Regions from separate parts of the Mus musculus genome. Here regions 1 and 2 are each linked to region 3. A link is a loop called in an ENCODE intact Hi-C map of the cell type or tissue named here. Cell type or tissue: heart. All regions are shown on one strand.

Region 1 (8,000 bases), 100 kb after region 3:
CACCAGAGATAACCTGCTTGCTCCACCTCGACTGGGAGTTGCCCCAGCAACCGCTCTGATAGAAGCTTGGATGATCACATGGGGAAGGCCAGGAGGTGGCGAGATTAATATAGAATAGGGTTAAAAGGTGGGGGAAGCAGGAAGAAGCCTTTGGGAGATGGTGTGGGCATAAGCAAGATCAAGTAGGTTATCACATTGATTGGAGAGCTGGCCTTGTTTAGATAGGACACGGGGACCAGGTAGACACGGGCATCTCTGTTGTCACAAACCCACAGTCTCTGTTCCCTTTTTGTTTTGTTTTTTTTCATCCACGGTCTTCCAGGTCACACAGGCAGCTCAGGTGGCTGAGTCGCAGGTGGCTGCTGAGCAGTAATTTTGATTTTCTGCCAGTTTCCAGGCAGGAAAGGGGTAGCTAACACTACCTTATTTGAGCGTTTGCTGTGGAATCAATTGCAGAAGGATGTTTATTCCACATTTATGACAGTTGGGAGCCGTCTTCCAAGACTGCATGATGGATAATGACTGTGGGGCTCTGTATTTAGCACATGAATCATGTCTGTCACGTGAGCTGTACCTCCCTTTGCTTCTTTGCTTGCACACACACACACACACACACACACACACACACAGAGAGAGAGAAATTGGGAGCAGGTGAACAGGGGGTTCTTGTTTCCAGATATCACAGAGAGATACAAAGGCCTAGAAAGAAATAACATACCACTGTACAATTTCACAGGACACCAACATCCCCCTTCCTATCTGCCTGGGTAGTCATGGCTGGAGCCCTCTACCTCCTTCCTCATCGATACCTGCTATCTGTTGTTCAGTCTTCCCATGTAGCTTGTCTGGAACACTATTTGGGGTTCAGGAAGCAGAGGTTAGAAAAACCTCTGGATGTTCATGGCCTCCCGTGACTAGAGTTGATCTGCTTTTGAGATTTACTTAAAATTGATTCTGAGTCCCCATGCTCCTAGCATTGTAAGGAGCATCCGGTCAGCTCCACCGCAGAGCCACTCAGCTGGGGTACCTGCTTGTCCTGACTTTAATTCTTGCTTCCATTTCCTTCAAAAGCAGTGGTTCTCAACTCATGGGTGGAGACCCCTTTGAGGGTTGAACCACCCTTTTACAGGGTTCCATATCAGATACCCTGCATATCAGATATTTACATTGTGATTCATAGCAGTAGCAAAATTACAGTCATGAAGTAGCAACAGAATAATTTTATGGGTGAGGTTCACTACAATGTGAGGAACTGTATTAAAGGGTCGCAGCGTGAAGAAGGCTGAGTACCACTGCTCCAGGGTATACTGTCACCTTAACACACACACACACCACACACACAGACATACACATGCACACACACACATACACACCTCATACACATACATACATACATACATACACACACATACACACCACATACACATACACACACACCACACACACACACCATTCACACATACACACACTATACACACACACACACCACACACATACACTCACATACACACATACACACACACACACACACACACCACACACACATACACTCACATACACACATACACACATACACGCACACACACACCACACACACACACACACACACACACACACACACCTGTGCACATATGCACCTACCTGCTGGGCAGCCCCAGATCCCATCTTATCTTCTTTCTCCAATGGCTGCCACCCCCAGGTTCTGTGTTGAGCAGACACTTACGATGAGATGAAGTAACAGAAAGAAGAGACACTGATACACAGCTCAGGAAACAACTTCAGATTGAATATTGGGCATTCCAGTTCAAAACCCCCCTTAAGGGCTGGAAATACTGCTCAGTAGGTGCCTGCTGCCAAGCCTAACAGCCACAGTTCTGTACTCAGGACCCATGTGGCAGGAGACAGCTGACCCCACAAGTTGTCCTCTGACCTCCACACTATGCCATGCATGTGTGTGCTCACACAAACACATTAAATAAACAAATGTAATTTTTAAAATGATATAATTGACATATGTTAATATGCTGGAGAGATGGCTCAGTGGTTAAGAGCACTGACTGCTCTTCCATAGGTCCAGAGTTCAAATTCCAGCAACCACATGATAGCTCACAACCATCTGTAATGAGATCTAATGCCCTCTTCTGGTGTGTCTGAAGACAGCTACAGTGTACTAATATATAATAAATAAATCTTTAAAAAATAATAATTATTATTATAATATAATTACATCATTCCTCCCTTTCTTTGGCTTCCCCCAAACACTCTCATATACTCCACCTTACTCTCTTTTAAATTCATGGCCTCTATTTTCATTGATTGTTAAAATATGCATGCATCTATGTATACATATGCATATATACTCCTAAATATGACCGGCTCAGTGTGTATGATGCTACTTTATGTATGTTTTCAGGGCTGACCATTGGATGTCATTGGATAACCAATTGGTGTGCTCCTCCTCCCTGGGGAAGGCTGCTTCTCCCACCCTCAGCGTTCCTCAGTTGCCTGTAGCTCTTTGTGTAGGTTGGGGTCTCGCGGGCTTTTCCCTATCCACTTGGCATGTCTACAGTTGGTGTTCTGGTTCCCCTCATCTTTGGGCTCTCCTGTTGGTGAAACTTTACGGGTATACTTTCTGACATTGCTACAGACAGCCTCGCAGCAAACTCTCCTTGGGCCACAGTCTGAAGTCTGCATGGTGTCTTCAGAAATAGGGATTTGCCTTTCCCATCTTGGGGCACAGCCAGGAGCGATGACAATAGTTTGTGTGGCTTGTGAGTCTCTTGGACAACACCATTCAAAAGCTCAAGAGAAGGCTTCCTATGTGAGGACTGGAGGTTTTATTGGGTGGTCTTTAGTTCTCAGGGGCTCATTGTCCACCCAAAGAAGAACATTTTCCTTGTATTATCTATGTATATTAATACGCAGGCTTGTGTGTGATGTTAGGTGGGGCTTTAGGGGAACAGTTAATATAATGACTCATGATTTTCTCAGACATCCTTCCTCTTATTTACTCTCTTCTTCCTCATTTATCTCCCTACCCTTCCTAATCTGAGCCCACCCCTCCCCCACCACTTCCTTGAGCAGATCACTTGTACCCTTCTTAGTCCCCGCTACTGTTCCCAACCCCCTACACTTAAACAGTTTTAAGTCCCCTTGAGCCCTTGCTGCCACCAGAAGGATTTCACTGAGAGTCCTTCCTCCTTCCTTAGTCACCTCCTGTGGTCGCTTGAATGACAATGGTTCCCCAAGGGCTCACAGGAAGTGGCACTATTAGGGGTGTGGCCTTGTTAGAGGAAGTGTGTCAATGGAGGTGGGCTTGGAGGTTTTAGATGTAGCAAGGCCCAGGAGCTCGCTCTCTCTTCCTACTCTCTTCCTCAACCTCTCCTGCTCTCTTCCCTAATCAAAATCCCCACCCGAAAGCTCCCATACACTAATTACGTACAACAACCTAAGTGCTCCTGCTCCTTCAACGCGCCAAGAGCCAGGCCCTTCACGGGCCCAGATAACCACCAGAGTACTCTGCCAACACACTGTGCTAGAGAATGCCTCGACGAACTCATTCAAATCAAAGTTTTAGAGATCGGGAGAGATGGTTTAGTCGGTAAAGTATTTAAGGATTGCATTTTCATTTTCATTTATTTTTATAATTACATTATGGCTCCAAACTCAATAACTGAAAGTAGATTCTGTGGAGCTTTTGAATGTATTCACAGATTCTCTAATGCACCTTCAAAAGAGGGCCGGACTGGGAAGATAGCTCTCTAGGAAAAGGGTCTGGTTATGTGCATAAGGGCCTGATTATGAGCCTAGAACCCAGATTTTTAAAAAGGTGGGTGTGGCTTAAAAATCCCGTGGCTGGGGAGGCAGAGGCAGGAAGATCCCTGGAGTTCACTGGCCACCTAGCAAGCCTAGCATATACAGTGAGCTCTAGAATTGTAAGGAACCCTGTCTCAAATGATAAAAGGTGGGTGAGGGGACTGATGGGGGCAGGGGAGGACAGGACAGCACCTGAAGAATGACACCCAAGGTTGACATCTGGCCTACATCTGCACCTGCTCACATGCACGTTTTAAGTTCACTTCTTTAAAAATTCCTATCTCACTTTAGTGCTCAGCAACCGCCTGCGGCTGGTGACCAGTGTCCGGGACAGTGTAGACAGCAGAAGGTTCTGCAGGACAGCACATAGCTAAACCTAAAAGGCACTTTCTCCTCCTTCTTTCTTAGCATCTCCTGCAGCCCGCTGCAGTGAAAGGCTCTTTCCACCACTGGGACTTTTATATTTAATTCTGTCAGCTCTTTCCAGTGGGCAGAACCTTTGGGGAGCCTCAAGTTCAGATCTCGGGGCAGGTATTCTGGTCCTTTCCACTCGGGAAAATGCTGGTTAGTGATGAGGGAGTTGGGGGTGGATAGAAGGTATGTAGAGGCAGCATGCTAAGACTGTAGAAGTTGACTTTTGTCGCCACCTATCACTTTAAAAACCTTAAGAACGATTCTTTTACTTGGTTTCAATCCCTAACTGGAACGATTCTGCTTGGGTTCAGTCCTCAATTGGAATCACTGAAAAGGATCCTTCAGGGATGTTTTCCAAAGGGAAAGACTGATGCTCTGCTGTGACCAATGTAATTTTTGCTTCTGCTGGCACGATACAGCGCTCCCTCCCGAAAGAGGGATGAGGTCTCCTCTGAGGACACCCACAGTGCAAAGACACGCGTGGGGAAGAGCTCTGATTACTGCCCAGTACCAGCTGCTACCTCCCTCTGCTCCTTTCCTCAGATGCTCAGGTCAGGTTCTGCTTGGGAAGATCAGTGTTTCTGTTGTCAGAAGCCCAAGCTGACCCATTTCCCTAGGCTCCCAGGGGAGGCCAAGACTCAGTGATGGCGCCATCTGCTGACTGGTTCTCGTGTTGCAGCCCTAGGCCGCTGCCTCAACATCACCTAGGAACTTGCTCAAGATGCTGGTGCTCTGACTCCACTCCAGACTTTATGAGCCGAAAGCTGAAGATGGATGATCCTGGCTGCCGCACCTCCACTAGCAATTCGGACGAGCCTAATGTTCACTAAAGCTTGGGAATCACAGACCTAGTGGATACAATACCACCATTTATCCATTCAAGTCAAGAATTAATAATAAACATTTACATAATGATACAAAAGAGAGCCGAATAGACACATAGGCGCACACACATGAGTCTACACATAAATGCACATGGAGTATACAATGGCTTGCTTCGCCTATGTCTGAGAAATAAGGGCAGGACCTTCCTTATTTTAGGCTGAAGACGGGCCCAGGACCACACACCTGGGAAACAGCTACATCAGATTTTTGCATGTCAAGGCCTGGGCATCTTCACCTTCCCATTCCCTTAACTTTGTCTAGAGGCAATCTGAGAGAAGCAATTCCTAAATCAGCATTTCCTTTTCCTCGATAACCCTAGCTTGGGCCACTAGCATGTCTTGAGTGTCTTGAGTTAAATGTTTGCAGACATGAACTGAATGCTCTAATAAACATTTTGCATTTCTCCAGGCTAGGTTGTCCTTGAGATGGGCAAATTAACAGATGAACCCCCCCCATCAAAGATCAAACTACATAAGATTGCCAGCAACTTCTTGAGAACAACTGTATTAATATCAGTCTATTATCCGTAAGTGTGACAAAGTACTTGGATAAATCAATTTCAAGGAGAAACGGTTTGTTTTGACTGCTGATGTCAGAGGTCTCTGTCCAGGGGCTCTGGACTACTTTGTTTTGGCCCTGTGGTATAGCAGAACAAATTACAAGGAAATGTGTGGTGAAGCAAAATGGCTCATCCCACAGTGAACAGAAGACAAAGGGAAGGAGAGGAAAGGTCCACACACCTACTTCCTCCAAGGAGACCTCTCCCCTAAAGTTCCCACCACCTCCCAATAACACCATCAAATTAGGACCCCACCATGGGATAATGCATCCACGTGTTCAGAGGACTGCTGACTGACTTGATAAATCTGTTTTCTTACATAACTCGGGACCTGCACTCCTCACAGTAAGCTTGGCCCTCCCACATCAACCATTAATCAAGAAAATGCCCCCACAAATGTCTAGAGGCAATCTGAGAGAAGCAATTCCTAAATCAGCAGTTCCCTCTCCTCGATGGCCCCAGCTTGGGCCACCAGCATGTGTCTTGAGTTAAATGTTTGCAGACATGACCTGAATGCTCGAATAAACATTTTGCATTTCTCCAAAGTCTGGTAATTGGAAGGTAGAAAGGAAAAGAACAGCACTCCCCGCTCCTCCCAGCAGTCAGTGCAATGGAATTCTGTTGTCATCTTCTCTAGTGCCGGTGGTACCTTGTGGATTGCTGATCCAACTCCCAACTTTTACCCACCTCCCTCTCTGGGTCAATACATCCCTTATGATCCTTACCCAAGTGCTGCCGAGTTACTCCTCAGAGGGCCTTTGCTGGTTATTACCACTCTATCCAGTGTGCCTCACTGACTGAGGTTCAAAACCTGGTTGCAACCATCCCAGCCGTAGAGGCACAAATGGATCTGAAAGGTCTGCTTGGTTGTTCAGTTGCCTCCAGTCACTTCCAAGTAATTTTGTAATTTACAGTCAAATCTACCAATCCTAAGTGGTTGTCCATCTCATACTTGTGAATCAGCACATTTGCTTTCCTTATGAAAATCCATATGAAGAACAACCTTGGACCACTTGGTGAGGTATAGTCTGAGCAAGTGTGGTGCATGGTGGGATTGGAGCGCGTTAAGGTGTTTGATCCAGGTATCCTCATTCATAGTGCAGGAAACACACCAATGATGGATCAGATCACATGCAGGGACAGCTCACATAAGAGTTTGTGGCTTCCTCTACCTGGGTCAGAGATGGGGCATAGGTTTGTGTGTCCTTTCATTTCATAGGTCCTTGCATCGAGGCAGCCAGGCTTCAACTTAAATCCCAATGTCTTTTGGTCTCCTTTATTAGAGTTGTCCCCTCCCGAGATTATATTCACAGGTCTCTCAAGGCAGTTTCATGAGTAGAAAGTCATCTCATATACTCTGTGCAGATTCTTAAGTTACTACAATAAGACAAGGGCTCCTTTTCCCATCACTGCCCAATGTCAAAGGTGCACTATGTGTTCTGGGAGTCTACTTTCAACCCTCTCAGCTTCCTGTAATTCCTCACATCCTTTCCTGACCTTTGCCTGACACTGAGAGGGACCCTTCCAATCTGTTCACGTCATCACCTCTCCCATGAGCTGTGCCTTTCTCATTCATCTTCGCCCCAGAGGCTAGCATCATTCCTAGAAATCATTACAAATTAAATCAATGCTTGTTAGATGCATGGAAAGTTCTGGTCTTTTTCAGGTCAATACATCTGCAGTATTAAAAAGATTCAACGCCATCACTTTATAATTTCAAGACCCTCAACTAACCACATGATTGCTTTGCTTTCTGCCTCACTGGACATTAAGTTCACCAGACATTAAGAGAGTCCTTCCTCCCTCCATTCTTGATCCAAAAGGACCTCACAAAGTATTTGATCACTGCTATGAACTGGTGTCTATCCATCCATCCATCAGCCAGTCTGTCCAGCGTGCAGGTTGCATGGAATTATGCCTCATCTTTTCTCTGCCTTCATTAAGGTAATAAGACAGAAAAGCTTCAAAGCATTTTTTAAATAAAAACATGTTTTTCTGGTCCCATCCTGTCCAAGTTTTTCTGATTGAAAACAGAGGAAGAAAAGTCTTGTCTGGGAAATAACTTCCTGAATGGCTGGTGGCTGATTTGCTTCGATGCTTCGGTTAGCCATTTATTGTTTGTGCCAAGACATTTTAACTCTACGTTCATTTATCGTAAAGGAGAGGAAGGAACATATGCCGTGGCATATGTGTGCGTGTCAGAGGACACCTTCCAGGAATCGGTTCTCTTCTTCCACCATGTGGGTTCCAGGAATTGAACTCAGGTTGGCAAGCTTGGCAACAAGTGCCTTTACCCACTGAGCCATCTCTCTGCCCCTACTCCCAC
Region 2 (8,000 bases), 150 kb before region 3:
AAAAATAAAAGAGAATATAATTAGTTAGGGAAGAGACGATAGAAGTGGTATTCCTTCCCCCTGGGGTGAAGGTAACACAGACAGCGGAGGGTGGGCAGGGAGAAGGAATCCAAATGCAGCTGAATGCTTCCCATGTCGATGCTCAGGAGGGTCCTCCTTTCACAAGACAGCTCCAGAAAGGAGGCCCAGGGAGCAATCCATGCTGGAAGCCCCCACCACAGCTTGGGGCGATTGGAGAGGCAGGCAGTGGCAGCACTAGCTAGCGCTCAACCAGAAGGGAGTCAGAGCCCCATCGCCAGGTCCTACTGATGGGGAGGTGGGATACGTGGTAGGCATCCAAATCCTAGTCCCCCAGTGGGTTTTGACTAGAAGCAGAGTAGACACAGAGCCAAACACAGCCTCTTGCTCCAGATCATCTCCCCTGTCAAAGGCAGGGTAGAATGTTTTGGTGAAGGGGGAAGAAGGGGCTTTCTTAAAAGTCACACTATACTCTCAGCTAGAAGGTGAGCAAATTCCTTCTATCCCAACAACCGACTGACCTAACTAATAGCTAACTAATGGTTGAGGAAGAAAGTGGAATTGTGTCATCTCTAAAGGATTCTTCCAAGCCATGGTGTTATATACAACTTGGTACTCATGAAATCACATTCTGTCGCAGCTCTATGGTTGAGGAATACTCATACTGATCTCCCCATGGGATCTGAAACTTTCTAGTGAAAGAAGGGGAACGGCTTGATTGTGTTGTGTCTGTCTCCAAGCTCTACTCATGAGCATTCTGCCCTGATGTTAGAAACGTTGCCAACGGGTCAAAGCCTCAACGAGATACCAGAGGTATGGAGCCTATACATAGTCAGCCACTTAGAGCTTGTGTCAAAGAGCCAGCTAATAAACGCACAGCTGGGCAACCGCTGTGTCAGCTAGTAAGGTGTGCGTGTGTGCATGTGACAGGATGGAGGCGACTATGAACCAGGGATCTGTGACTGTGACCACAATGATGACCAGATGATCATGTGATCTCCTTCTCATCACCAGCTTCTTCCTTTGAATCAGAAACCTGCCTGACACCTTGACCCTCTACCCTGACAGTCAGCACAGTGGCCAGAGATAGGGCGTGCAAGGGGCACAGGCATGTATATGCTTTTCCCTCGCACAGATTCCACTGGTCGGTCTGACTAAGATAGCAGGCAGCAACACAGGCACTCAGTTACCCTCTGCTAGGAACTCTTTGTGGTCATTCCTCAAAAGGAATGGTGGTTTCATCTAGAAAGCACAGTCTTTTACCACAGTGGCCTCCAGAACTTGAAGACCAAACCCACATAGCCAAGACTATGTCATCATAGAATAGGAATTGCTACCTTATAGGAAAGAATTCTGGGCCAGAACATTCCCACCTAAGTAGTTCAGCTAAGTCTATTCATGCCTGGAAAGGGTGGGGGGAGCGAAAAAGTTATACCTAGCTGGACCGTCATTTCTATAGCTCTTTTTGGGTGTTCACAATGGCAACTGACTCTAGGACCACCAAAATGGGGTTGTGTTAATTTCACATCATGATGAGCACGAGTATACTCTTGCAGCTACCGACCAAGCTATCTATCCACAGTTAGCTTGTACTGCACTAACCCTGAGCAGGCTAGTCACCTGCTTCCCAGCGGAGGAAAATCTCTCTCAACTGAGCCCAAGCACTTTAGTTCTTGGAACTTTTGTATACAACTGTTGGAGGAAAAGGGTCACTGGGAACAGGATCCGTTGTGATCCTCAAACACGGTGCCTGCCCTCTCTCCCCACGTAGACGGAAGTAGATCTTCCCTTTCTCTGCACTGACATGGAGATGCTAGTTCCTTCAGAAACTACTTGACACAAACAGCTTCAGAATCCCAAGACCTTTCGGTTAGGAACACCTGTCCCATCTCTAACTAGCTCTGTGGTACCTTTATAGCTAATATTCATTATCTTATAAAGTGAGGATATAAGAAAGGATGCCCTTTTTTTTCCCTTAATTTTATTTATTTAATATATGAGTGATCTGCTGCATATACATCCCCCTGCCTGAAGAGGGCATCAGATCCCCCTATAGATGGTTGTGAGCCATCATGTGGATGCTGGGAATTGAACTCAGGATCTCTGGAAGAGCAGTCAGTGCTCCTACCCACTGGGCCATCTCGCCAGTCCCGAAAGGATGTCTTAAGTACTAAAAGAAATGAGAAAGGAACCCTGTAGAGTAAGAACTTCGGAGGCTATGCCGCTGACCATATCCCTACACAACTCCTTCTCTGCCAGCACTGAGGCACCTCAGAGACATATACACTTACATGTTCGGTGAGATTACATTAGCCCTCAAGAATACCCAGCAGGAAGGAGTTTCTAACCTTTGACCTGCCTTTCTGGGCTGAGTGTTAAAGGGACCTCCTGTGAAGGAGGTTCTCAGAGAGGCTTAAGGCCCAAGAGGGTGACAGAGGCACAGACAGACAGATCAGAGACTGCCTACCATTGTAAATTCATTGCTATGCCCCTACCTGGAGGAGAGGGCTAGAGCTCAAGAAGGCACAGAACTAGGGAGCCTGTATCAGATGGGTAAGGGAGTGGGGTGAAAGCACAGAGCTGTTAAGAAGCAGGATGGAGGGTTGGTGAGACGGCTCAGTGGTTAAGAGCACTGACTACTCTTCCAAAGGTCCTGAGTTCAAATCCCAGCAACCACATGGTGGCTGACAACCATCCGTAACAAGATCTGATGCCCTCTTCTGGTGTGTCTGAAGACAGCTACATTGTACTTACATATAGTAAATAAATAAATCTTTAAAAAAAAAAAAGAAGCAGGATGGAGCTGGAGGAGGAGAAGGGCCTGGAGGACTTGTTTTGGGTCTCTGTGGCCTTTTCTACAAGGAATCAGACAAGTGAGAACCAGACAGAATGCAAGGCTCCTAGAAACATACCCAGACTACCTTAGAGCAGTTTCCAGCCCTCGCATCGAAAAGCATCTCCTAGAACAAAGGCTTGAGGTGTCTGGAAAGCGAGCTGATGAGGGGGAAGGGGGAAGGGGGAAAGGGGAAGGGAGACTGGGACCAGGAGCTCTACATTAAGCATAAACTGGAGCCGGGAGGCAAAAAAAAAATCAAAACAAAACAAAACAATGTCTTACTTTGATCAGATTAAGTCTGTCATACTGGAAAAAAAAACCACAAAAATTAGAATTCAAACAAACAAATAAACAAACGAACAAAAAGGTGAAAGGTCACAGCACCGGGCACCGCCAAGCACCAACAGAGAGCTAAGCTGCGCGGCAGAAGCCAAGCACTGAGTGGCCCTATCTACTTGGCAGGCCTGCAAGGGCAGAGAGCAAGCAGCTCTCCGGAGCTGGAGGGGGCAGGAAAGCATGTCCTGGCTCCCCCTAGTGGCCACAGGCCATCACTACTGAGTGCAGCTTGACTGTGGCCCAAATGCACTGGTTTCTGGGAGTGACGGTCAGCCCTGAGGTCTGTAGCTCCCTACTCTAAGCGGGGAGAAAGAATCAGCCTCTACCCCTGAAACTGTGATGAGGAAGGTGAAGCCTTAATGATTTCCTGTCCCTAACAAACAAAAAAATGGAGGTCAGCAAGGGGGGGGGGGGAGACACCGTGAAGCCTCTTTGCAGGAGGTGGTTATGGGTGGCCCAGCTATAGTTGTAGTGAGAACAGTTCTAGCTCACAGAGCTTCCACGCAGCTCTACCTGGCCACCTTGAAAGGATGCGCCTAGGGGAAGCAGGTTTAGACGCTTTGGCCGTACCCCTGCAGCACCTGCGTGCAGTCCAGTCACGGGGCCCTGCATTGAACCCTTTTCCCATGGTGACTCTGGTGTAGATCCTCTGCGGTCTACGTGTCTTACACTCGCATGTTCCAGGGTGACTACGGTGGATCCCCAGTGCAGTTGTGCAATGTGGTCCTTCCTTGTCAGGCTGTCAGTAAGCACGGTGCTGCTCCTGGAATGAGCTAGGCTTGGAGGAAAGAGCTGCACACTTCACCTGAGGACGGGAAAGACTAAAGACTCAGCAGCTGTGGTGAGGAGGAGTAACCTGGTACCCACATCCAAGCTGGGTTCTCCTTCTCCCAGATGAGCCTGGAGCCTTCTGGTACACACTTCAACTAAGGCAGAGGGGCGGGCACTGGCGTAGCGACAAAAGGTCTTGTACAACTCCTGTCCCCAGCTATCAGGCATGCCGGAACCTGCCCAGCCTCCTACACCCACAGAGGACTCCCACTGGCTTCCTCACTCCAGGCTGCCGCCCCCCACCCCCCACTGGCAATAGGCACATAAAATACTGAGAGTCACAGGTCTGCCTCTGAAGGGCACAGTGGGAAGGCTTGGCTGTGGAGCTTCTTGTTCTTGCATCCATTGGAAGTGGATAGTGGTGTGCCACCGTCCTCCCTGAGGACACTCACAGACCCTGTTGTAAGTTGTCTCTCTGACTGAAGTTGGCACTTCTTCCCAACAATCGACTTCCTGGGCCCTACTGCCTTGCGACCAACTGCTCACCACTGAGCTCACCACTGGAGATCCGAGGGCCCTGGGTAGAGGCTGGCACGTCTCCCTCCCTAGAGCCTGGTGGGTACTGTCAGTCATCACCCTCCAAGGTTCTGGTACTGTACCTTCTTTAATCAAAACCCAGGTCTCTAAGCACACTGTGAATGAGTACCAGAGCGGTACAAGCAAGTCGCAGCGGGTGCCCTGCCAGGTAGCTCTCAGGGGTGGAGGAAAAGATGAACTAGGCAGATCTCATCAAGGTCTTTCCTCACTTCTGCCAGGGAGGCCACCGTTACCCATCCAAGGGTCACATGAAACAACAGAGTGACTGAGTGGAGGCTCCACGCCCACAGGGACGGAACTACCTCCTGCAGGACTCTGCGTTTTACAAAGTGCCACGCAAGGAGGGAGACACATTCCCACTAGTGGTAGTGTTTGAGAAGCAGGCAGACTCGGGAAGGGGATGGGGTGCAGGTGGAGTGGGGTGGGAGGTGGAGTCTTTTCTCTGTTGTCAGGTGCAGTGGGCGTGGTCCCTCAGTGACTTCCAAGCCAGCCTGCCAAGGGGTGGGGGTGGGGAACAGTGGGTTCAGCCCTTCTGGGAAAGGGACCAAGCAGGACATATGGGCAGAATTGGCAGGGGTAGAAGGAGGGATGCTGAGCACTACAGACAATTCAATACTAGAGGGGAGATTAAAAGACAGAGACAAAAGATGGCTTACTTTTGAGAGGCGCTTGTGAGACTAAGACCATGCATGCAAAGGTGTTTGGAAAACAGTGGGGAGAAGAGGAAGAACAAGAAATCAAAAGACAAGTTCAAGTGGGGTTTCTCCCAAGCCTCCCGAGGGGTCCCCTTTCTCAAGCCCTGCGACTCCCGTTGGTTTAGGAGCACCTGAGTAGAGGCACCTCTTGATTGCCAGAGGCCTGGGGATCGAAGGAGAACTCTGGGGAACCTTAACCATGTGAGGGAGGCCTCTATGCTAATCCTTGGATCAGGAGCCCAAGACAAGCTTGAGAGGGAAGGAAAAGTCCTGTGACTATCCTCTCTGCAAGATGAGTAGGGCATGGGCTGGGACAAAGGTAAGGCGGGGTGATGGCCAAGGAGGAGGTTAAAAATAGCCCTCCGGAAGCTTCCCTGAACTCGCTCTTCCTGGCAATACACTTGTCCCAAATAACGTTCCTTTGCCAGTTCAAAGGGCCAAATTTAACGAAGGATTATAAAGGCGACACCTCCTGCTCACCAGAGCTTCCTCCATATCTCAAGGGTCTTGAAGTTCCTTAGATGCTTACCGAGAGATGGGGAGCGGGGTGGAGAAGGGGCGCATGACTCGGGACCCTCCCTGAATGATTAACCAGGAATCAATTCATCAAGAGTCTCCCCTGCTGACGCTGACCTGTCCTGACTTCATCACATAGACACGGGGCTGTTCGGTCACATGAGTACCCAGTAGCTTCCTGCGACCAGCTAACAAAGGCTGCCAAGTCCCCAGCATCGTCTGCTCACCTTGGAATTTTTACCACCGCTCCGACCAGACTGTGAGGAGCAACTGCGTTGCACACCCTGCTCCGGGGTGGACGGGGACTTGTCCGAGGAGTGATCTGAGCCCTTCTCCACCATGGTGTCTCCGTCCTGGTTCTGTGGTGTTGGTGAGCGGGACCGCTTCCGGAGGATGGGAGAGCAGGCTGGCGTGCTGCGGTTGGAGTTACTGGCAGTGCTGCAGGGGCAGATGGAGACGGGGAATGAGATGGAGAGGGAAGAGGAAGGAAGGAAGGAAGGCTGTGAGTGACGGTCGGCCACAGACCCATGCAAAGGAGCCAGCTCAGGGAGCCCAGGCAACAGGCTGAGGAGACAACCCAGCTAGGGACTTGCTGCACTGTAATGCTGCTACTGACCAGCAGGGGGCAGTAGTGCCGGTGTGAAAAGGGAACTGGGACTAGAAACAAGCAGTCAAGTATTTAAATATTCACCCATCCAATCCTGTTTGAGCTTTAACTACATGTAGAAAGCTATTAGGGAAGATGATTTAGACCCTGAAAGAATCTCTCAATGCCACCAGTTCATTTTATACATGCTTTGTTTCAACACTTGCCCATAGTGACAACAACTCCGCTTTTCAAAGCATTCACATATATATTATTTCATAGGCATGTCTTTTACAAATTACGACGTTATTTTATCTTGCATGTATGTGTGCAGGCATGCATGTACCATGGGCATGCCTGTGGATGTCAGAGGGCAACTTGCCAGAGTCTGTTTCCTCCTTCCACAGTGTGAGTCCTGCAGAATGAACTCAGGCCACACTGGCTTGGCCATCTCGCTGGCACAGGTACCATGTGCCAGGACATTCAGTTGAGTTAATAACGGCCACTATCCTTCCATTTCATTTAAAAGATGAAGCTAAATGCCAGATAGAGAGGAGAAAGTGACCCAGGGCTAGCCTCAGAGTTTGCTACAGATGTAAGTCACTCATAGCAGCCTGGTAAGTTATGTTGCTGGTCTACGGGGGGGGGGGGGGGTTGTTCTCATACCTCCTACCCAAAATTCACCTCTAAAAAGTTCCTTGTACTTCCCATGGCACTAAATCCAGTTATACCGAGGCATTCAATCTGTTAATACAGTAAAGACCGAAACTTAGCTTGTGTTTTCAATAGAATAGAAGAGGTGAAGAGAAAAGGGTGGAGAGGAAAGAATGAACTCAGTTTGTTCTGTTTTCAGAGAACAGAGAAATCAAAGAGCTGGGCAGGGAGGGAAGAATCCTCAGAAAGAGACAGTGGAAATGGGAAGGGACATCCTGGGAGATTACATGGCCCCAGACCAAGGTGACAGGAGGGGCAGGATCCTGCCCACCTGCTCAGGAGCCAGACTAACTCAGGAAGCCTTTGTGCCATACCACATTCTGGCCTTGCCTCGGGACAGTGACATTTACATGAAGATCTAGCTGTAACCTCAGATGCTCCATGGAGACATTTGTAAAGAGTACCATGCCCTACCGCCTGGATAAACTCAATACAGAGAGAGCATCCAGCAGCCCATCCAGTATCATTGGGGAGGGGGAAGAGGTAGAGTGTGAATCTGTATGGAGTGGGGCCGGGAGCTCTGCACATGACCTCCACTATGTGTACATGCACAGATGCACATACCACGCCGCACACGTGGGGATTAGAGGACAGCTTTAGGGAGGTAGTTCTCTCCTTCCACCATGTGGGTCCCAGGGATCGAACTCTGGTCGATCCCTGGGACCCACATGGTGGAAGCTTGGGAGCAAGCACCTCTGCCCATTGAGCCATCTCTCTCTGCTCCACTGGATCTTCTCAGGCTGCCCAAACTGGAATTTAGTTCTCCAATGTGTTCTTCACCTCTGTGCCCACTCTTGCATCTGTCACTGAGTGAGTCCCCTCTGCCACCAGCCCTGCTCACAGAGACCTCTGCCTATTCCTTGCCCTTCTCCAAAGGCACCGTCATTGCTCAGAAGTGGTATCTGCCATTTCAGCCTACTCCATCCTACTC
Region 3 (8,000 bases):
TGTAATCCCTGAACTCCAGATGTGAGATGGGAGGCAGCAACAGGAGAATCACTCAGAAGTTCACAGCCCAGCACGCCTGGAATATACAATGCAGCACCAGAAATAAGAGAGACCCTGCCTCAGAAATGTGGAAGGTGAGCTGACTCCTGAAATATGTTCTCTGGCTTCCACAGATGTTGCATGACATTTGTACATCTGTGTGAATTTGGGCACATGTGCTTAGAATTTTTTTTGAAGAAATATCATGGTTGTTTAACACTAGTCCATTTGCTATTTATTTAAACAGTTAATGGTTACTTTTGAATATATGTACTGAAAATGTACATACACACATATATTTACAACATTGGGTATCTATATATGGCATATGTATAAATGGTTTATATATAAATAAACCATATATAAATACGGATATATGGTTTATGTATAAAATGTGAAAACATGTATATACCTGTCTAAAAAAATAAATGATTTTTATGTTGTATTATGTAGTATTCTTAGCTTCATTTGTTTATAATAATTCTTTTTAATATAATAGAATACTTACCCTAAAAAATATCAAAATCAAACTCATTTCTTACCTGAAAATGATGCATGCATGCACATGGTCTGCTGAGTGTGTCTGACCCTCTGGAGGAACACAAGTTAGGTCAGTCACTGCAAACTTACACCTGCCACCACAAAACCAAACAGCAAATCTAGGCACCGAAAGCCATTGTCTTCCTCAGAGGTTTAACTATTATAGATTGGTTACAGATGTTTATTATAACTTCCTCATGCCATAAACCAGAGTAGGTGCTGGGCCTTCAGTGAACACGTAAAAGAGACAGGATGTTCAAGTTCATTTAAATCCCAGGCAGTGGGATAGCCAGAACAGTTACAACAGGCATTATAGGGCTTCCTTTAGCTTTCTCAATAAACTCTAAGGTTGACATGAAGACTGGGATGAAAGGGATAGATTCTTTGCACCACGCCCCGCTTTTTTCCAGACAGGGTTTCTCTGTATAGGCCCGGCTGTCCTGGAACTCACATTGTAAACCAGGCTGGCCTCGAACTCAGAAAACCGCCTGCCTCTGCCTCCCGAGTGCTGGGATTAAAGGCATGCGCCACCGTACCCGGCAAGTGGAACACTTCTATACACTGTTATTTATAACTGTGATAGACTCTTATGAGCAGAAAAGTTAAGTCTTGCCTGTAAGCCACTCAGTAACCAAGGAGAAGAACAAGGACCTCGCTCACATATGACGTCTAAGGACACACTCTCTATTCTCGTTCTGGCACCACAGCCTCCTTAAACATAGAGTATGAGCTGTCTACGGACCAGTTCTCTATTCTTGTTCTGGCACCGCAGCCTCCTTCATCATAGACTGTTATTTCACTTTGCCAGCATCTTCTCCTAGATCTTCTTTGCCCTTCCTCAATTCCAGTTAAGCATGAGCTGTTCTGACTTTGAAGAAGAGGAGTAGCAGGTATTCTGATGTAGGTCACAACTGCCATGATCCAGTGACTCTGGCAATAGCAGCAGGCTGGCCTTGGGCCTGCTGCTCACCTAGTATCTTGTCATCATTCCCAGGTGGAACACTGGTGGGAAATCTGGGAACAGCTGATTTTATGCTAAATGATTTGATTCTGCAATGTCTCTCTGGGTTCTGGGTGGCTGGACTACTTCTCCCTCTTTCTCTTTCTCCTTCTCTTCCTCCTCCTCCTCCTTCCCCTTCCTCTTCCCCCTTTTCCCCTTCCCCTTCTCCTTCTTCTTCCTCTTCTTCTCCTTCTTCCTCTTCTTCTCTTTCTTCCTCCTCTTCTCTTTCTTCCTCCTCTTCTCTTTCCTCCTCCTCTTCTCTTTCCTCCTCCTCCTCCTCTCCCTCTTCTTCTATCCTACCTAACATGGTTACTTCTCAATATCACCTTCATTTCTTTCTCCCCACTTCTATCCATAAAGACTTCCCACCTCACCCACAACCTTATTCTGCTTCTATGAGTTCCTTTTTCCTTATTCCCAAACCTTCCAGGTCTGGTCTCTGACTTCATGATCTTTTTGGCTATTATCTCCCAGCGCTGCTTCAGATCAGACAAGTTTGGCAGAGTCCAGCGGGAAGGCTGTGGGTGGTGAGGGTAAACTCTTTCTAAACTGTATCTTTCGATAGTAATTCTTAGCTACTTAAATGTATGCAAACCACTCAACACCTTTTGGAGAGAACACCAGAAACTTGTTAAAGACAAGAGCAAAAAGACATGGGTCTGTTTGCCGTGTCTGTCTATCTGTCTATTTTTATGGTGCTGGGAATTGAATTCAAAGACCTTCACGTGCTAAAGAGCCAAATACTGTATCAGGTTCATTCCCGGGTGCTCACAGCTTCCATTGTTGGAGCTCATGGATGTTCCCACCAAACACAAGCTGTGTTAAATGACACCCTTCTGGGCTCTGGGAGTGCAAAGAAGAGGGTTCCCACAGGCTGCTCTTTCCTTAGAAAGCAGTGAGATACAAGACATTCTTTCACACACTCAGCTACTCTGTGGATTCGATTCAGAAGCCCCTAATTTTATTGCCAAATCTGCAGCATCATAATCAGCAGCCTGTGGAACAGACAGCTTCTTTTCCCCTTTGGGTTTGACTGGGTCATTGACTTTAGACACAACAGAGCCTTAGAACTTCTTCTCAGTCTTGCTTATTGGCCTTGATCTTCAGAATAAACACTGGATGCTACTGCTTTCCATCTCCTACATGGCTCACATAGTGGCCAGGGGACTCAAGGTCGGCACAGCTCTTTTAGCTACCAAAGCCTTGGCCTTGGCTTTGGAGGAGTAGGAGGGTCCTTGTTCACCTCAGGTGCCATCTTGTTGAAAAGTACAATACTACAATACTGATTTTAGCTTAGCCTAGACCTCAGTCTACACAACTGATGATAGCTTCCATAGAAGCAAACGACTACTTGTAAAGACACCACACAGTGCTAGCAAAATCCCAATTGTTTTCTGCACTGTTTTAATGTCTCATACTATTATTATTCCTGGTGTTCTGGGGGCGATACAGTCTTAATATCAAAGAGACACTGGGAAAACTTGGGATTACAATGGTGAACCCATTCCTCTAAGCTGATCTAATAGAACAGAGACTCCTGGCTCAGAATTCCACAGGAGGCTACAGCTTCAGTCCCTGCCACTTTTCCAAAGCTTATCTGCAGTCGAACTAAATTTAGGCTCACAAAGAGACCACCATACCAACGGAAGAGTCTTAACAAGGCAATTCTTACTCCTGATAAAGAGGGTGTATTCCTGAAGAGCAAGCACAAGCTGCCATATCTATACGGTGGAATCCATGAAGTCATACCATGTGACAGGTCTCACGTGAGAGGTTTATTCTGGGAAGGGGCAAAGGGAACAGAGGCTGCTTCTGGGTGGAGAAAATGGGGAGGGAAGGAGGTGAAATAGGGTGAGGGGCTTCTATTAGGGGATGTAGGGGATGCTTGTGCATACGCAGGGGGAGGCCATGTGACATGAGGCAACAGCAGAAACGTGTCACCTCTACAGCTAGTATGATGTGCCCCGCAGTTGCTGGGCCCCTTGAGTTTGCTGTGGAACTGTCTGACAGCTAACACAAACCACCTAAGACAGGACATGCACTTGGTTTTGAATTCTAAGGAAGATGAGGACTGTGTCTTTTTCCCATTGGCTGGAGCACAAATTCGCAATCTCATTAGATTGGCTAAGATGAGAAGAATTGGCAGTGGAGGAAAAGAAAAATGACTCACGGCTCCAAGGAGAAAAAGCTTCCAGCCATCAAATTCCTAGAACAGTGTAGAGGGCTTTTGAGTAAACAAAGCTTTCACTGGGTGGGGCAGACTAAAACCTTTTCAAGGCTTACAAGGTGGAGGAAACAAAAGGTTTTAATTCTTTGTCCTAAATACAAGTTTTAATGGTATTTGGTAGGAAAAACTCATGTGTGATATTTCTTACAGCAGCAACACCAAAGGCCACCTCCTCAAATCCCATCCACATATCTCCACATATCACATATCATCCACATATCTCCACAATGCCTCCCCTGAACTGGTCAAGATAGCAACCTTGACTCCCAGACTTTGCACCTCAGGAAACGCATTCATGGTTCAGAATTGTGTGGGGATAACCTTAGGGGATAACAAGCCATTTGTCTGTTGAAGAACCAAGACTCGGAGTCTCCAGAAGGTGACGGTTCTGCTTTGTGGAAGGCTCTGTTCCCAGAGACCAGTCCAACCTTGATGTACCCATGTCCCTTGAACATGCATTAAATACAGCAACATACCTGCATGTCTAATTTCGAAAGCTGAGAAGGAGGTGCTAGGGTCAGCTTACTTATTTCCCTGTCGTTCTGGGAGCTCTGGTCTAACCCAACATGTGTGCAAAAGACTGTAAACCAGTCAGTCATATTGACAACTGCCCAGATGTGACAGAAAGGGTCTGATACCTGGTGGTGTAGAAGATGGGTTCTTACTGCCCTCTGCTGGCCAGGATGACCCCAGATGTCTCTGCACCCACGGTTCTTCCAGAGTTCAGCTTGGGCGCCTCAGAACCAAATGCAGATCTCACAGACCATACTCTTTTCCAGACATCACTCCTGGGTCTGCAGGCCAGGAAAATGTCACCCTAGTCATAAAATTCCCAGAGGGTGTTTGTCTGACAGTAGATTAGTATGTCAAGAAGCTAAAAAAGACTTTTAAAGTGAGCGTGGATAGCTTTCCAGTGACAGATCTATATGTTCAATAGCTTCAGGAGATGGAGGGAGACACTATTTAAAGAAAATAATAATGGAATGTTTATATGTCCAATGGCTTGGGATTTTCAGGTCAGGTCACGTACAGAGCACAAAAGACCCCCTGAAGTGTCACATTGTCGGCTCTCTATGGATATATCTACACTGGATGGAGTTGAAAAGATCAGGACACAAACTAGTAAGTTAAAAAAAAAACTATAACGCTCCTCTTGTGTGCGTAGGATTATTCTTGATATGTTGGGAGAAGGAGGGACATTACAACAGGAAGCTTCAAGGTAGAGACACCACAAGTTTTATCCCATAGTTGACTCCCTAGCATCAGGACCAGTGTCTGCCATATCAGTATATACTCAATGAATGAATGAGCTGAGGTTTAAGGAGAACATACTTTTATGAGAAATATTAGTGTATTTCTATAGCATGATGATATATGGTGTTTACTCTGGAGAGAGGTCATCTCTTCCATTGACAACCCTATGAGGGAGGTCGAATTCTTACTCACCTTAAACGTTATGGAGCCGAGGGCCTAGAAGGAGCTTATTAACTCATTGTTCTGGTTCTCTTCATTCACCCCACATACAGGAAAATAAGGCTCAGTCAGAGAGATTAAGGTCCCAGTTACACAACAGCACAGACCACAGGACGTCCAAATCTTTATCCCTACTACTTTATTTTTATTACATCTATTTCTGCATGTGTGCTTTTGTGTGTCTAGGTCAGACCGAACTCATGTGTTCAAACTTGATGACAAGCCTTTGCCTGCTGGATCGTCTCATCATGTGTACCCCTAAGACTTTCTGCAGAGCAACATTATTTAGTTTTTTGACTGTGAACCTCGATCTAAAACACAATACAACCACTGTACATCCTGATGCTAACCCCCCCCCCCCACACACACAATGCCCAAAGAATCTAGTGAAACACTCATTTTCCCATGTAATCCATCCTGGCCTGTTGTGTATTCTATTATTTTGTTTCTATGATATTCTAATCACAATGTGGTAAATAGATTTTGCAATCACAAATTTAAAAAAAAAACTACACTATAGTTTCTTGCATATAATACAGTCTATACCTGTACAAAAGAGTCTTCCAGACTCCTCTGACAATGAGGAAGGACTTGGGTGATCAGCCTCTTGAGGAGTCTTAGCACAAAAATACTGGTGTAAGCAATACCTACTGCTATAAAGTTTCATTTCACTCCTAAGAGTCCTATCCACACAGCCATCCTTACTGCTCCAGAGAGTAACCACAACAGTGTGCTTCAAACATAGACCAGAGTCACCATCCCTGTCCTTGGGGCTCTGAATCCAGTTGGTTCTTATCTCCCGCTGGCCTTTCTCCATCCGATCAAAAACTTTTGTGGGGAGGAGAGAAGGGATAGCTGCAAGAAGAGCAGAGGGGACAGGAAGAGAAGGGGGTGGGTCCAAGGCCATCTGTCTGTCATGAGAGTGAATTTCCACTATTATCTTTTACCCTGACTTCTGTTAAATTCTGCCCCCTCCCCCACGTTAATGCAGTGGAGAGGGGTTTCTTGGCTAGGGCTCTTCTAGATGAACGGCTGGAGCTTTCAAACTGGAGTTGAGTTCCTACTGTCCTGCTGAGATCAGGGCAGAACTTGGCAGGAGGGGATATTGTGGTGGCCAGAGTCTAACAACACAGCAACAAAGGCACATCTCCCCTTCCTCCCCAATACCAAGCAAAGCATCCACATTGCCAGCTCCACGTTGGAGCAGTCCAAATGGATGCCTCCCCATCCCTCACCAATGAGTCTAGCCAGGCTGCAAGGCAGGGAAGTGAAGACAAAGAGCTGGGACTGGGGAGGGAGGATGAACAATGACTTGGAGATTGGCTGCTCTTTGTCTCAAGAACAATTTTTGGTTCTGAATCTCCGGTTCTGTTCCTGAAAGAGTCGAGTGCACGCAGAAGACAGGAGAGCCCCCAGCTAACTCAATCTCTACTACCAACGTACCCTGTGATCCCCTGTGATCGTGGCTTAGTGAATTAACTCTGTGACTCTCATTGTGGTGTGGTTTGGGGGTCTGTTACTTAGCTTCTTTGGCTCTAAGTTATTGTACTTTGGGATGAGATGGAAGCCTAGATTTTCAGCACTCAAGAAGCTGGGAAGACATACTGAGTCTGAGGTCGGCATTGGCTCCAAAGCAAAACTATCAAAAATGAAACACATTAAAAAAAATTTTTTTAAATCAACTGAAAAAAAATGGTTGTTTTCTTGTACTGACTACATACTTGGGCCATAGTAGTTGAGAAAAAGCATCTGCTTTGAAAGGTATTCTAACGAAGTAACTATAGACCATCACCGTTTTGCAACATTCAGTAAGCTAGCAGTCAAGACCTTGAGTTCCAAAGACCACTCACATCTCAAAACAGAAAGACAAGCAAGCAGGGTGTGTTTCCTGGTGAGAGAACACAGCACCCTCCCACAAGCCTGATGAAAAGATCCACGTTCTGCCCCCAGTGATCAATTTGCAGGAGACAAGCAGGACAGAGAAGACGAGAAGGTGATTCAGCACTGAGACACAGCGCAGAATGTACTCCTATGTTTGTGTGACTTAAAGAGAAGGCTACAAGATAAGTACATACAAGAGGCTGGTGAAATGTGTCGAGTTTCTATTTAAAGGGGAAGACTACACAAAAAGGCTGACAGTCATGGTGGATGATAAAGAAAAATAAGGAAATCATTGCTTGGTAAAGAGATCCATTCCTTTTATGGAGCATTAGAAGCTGTGACTAAAGCAGGTTGAGGGGACTTCTGACAGCGCTGGCAACTTTGTTTCCTGTGTCATTTCCTGTGTCTACATTTTATTTAACAATAGAAAGGCTTTAAAACTTGAGTGATGCCGAGTGGTGGTGGCACACGACTTTAATCCCAGCACTTGGGAGGCAGAGGCAGGCAAATTTCTGAGTTCGAGGCCAGCCTGGTCTACAAAGTGAGTTCCAGGACAGACAGGGCTATACAGAGAAACCCTGTCTCGAAAAAACCAAAACCAAAACCAAAACCAAAACCAAAACCAAAACCAAAACCAAAACCAAAACCAAAACCAAACAAACAAAAAAACTGAGTGAGGAGGACTGGGAATGTAATTTAGTGTAGAGCATTTGCTTAGCAGGTGTGAGACTATAGGACTGGTTCCTTGAAAACACACACACACACACACACACACACACACACACACACACACACACACACGTTGTATGCCTCAAATACCTTCAATAAAAGAGCTAGAGT

The links. A loop is a pair of places that touch in the nucleus more often than their neighbours do. Peaks named below come from ENCODE experiments on the same cell type or tissue, not always from the same donor. Only the 100,000 strongest peaks of a DNase experiment are listed, where the experiment ranks them.
Region 1: it touches region 3 in a loop (2.4-fold over the local background); 7 of 42 quality-filtered maps call a loop at or near these places.
Region 2: it touches region 3 in a loop (4-fold over the local background); 6 of 42 quality-filtered maps call a loop at or near these places.

Annotation. Positions count from the first base shown.
Region 1 is chr9:40,578,908-40,586,907 of GRCm38, forward strand. No RefSeq gene overlaps it. Among named protein-coding and RNA genes, the nearest start is that of Gm48277, 25 kb to the left of the region's middle. In heart, a CTCF peak has its summit at 4,890 (motif pointing left); DNase peaks (open chromatin) are centred at 3,144 and 4,884.
Region 2 is chr9:40,327,449-40,335,448 of GRCm38, forward strand. Gramd1b (GRAM domain containing 1B) reads right to left here. Exons shown (of 20, transcript NM_172768.2): 3 at 5,997-6,207. It overlaps 1700110K17Rik (RIKEN cDNA 1700110K17 gene), which reads left to right and starts at 6,024. Exons shown (of 3, transcript NR_040728.1): 1 at 6,024-6,139. In heart, CTCF peaks have their summits at 2,061 (motif pointing right), 3,392 (motif pointing left) and 6,385 (motif pointing right); DNase peaks (open chromatin) are centred at 3,333, 4,993, 6,063 and 6,133; H3K27ac peaks cover 326 bases; H3K27me3 peaks cover 404 bases.
Region 3 is chr9:40,475,054-40,483,053 of GRCm38, forward strand. It overlaps a transcript of Gramd1b not described here. Among named protein-coding and RNA genes, the nearest start is that of Gramd1b, 23 kb to the left of the region's middle. In heart, a CTCF peak has its summit at 4,485 (motif pointing left); a DNase peak (open chromatin) is centred at 4,478; H3K27ac peaks cover 2,744 bases.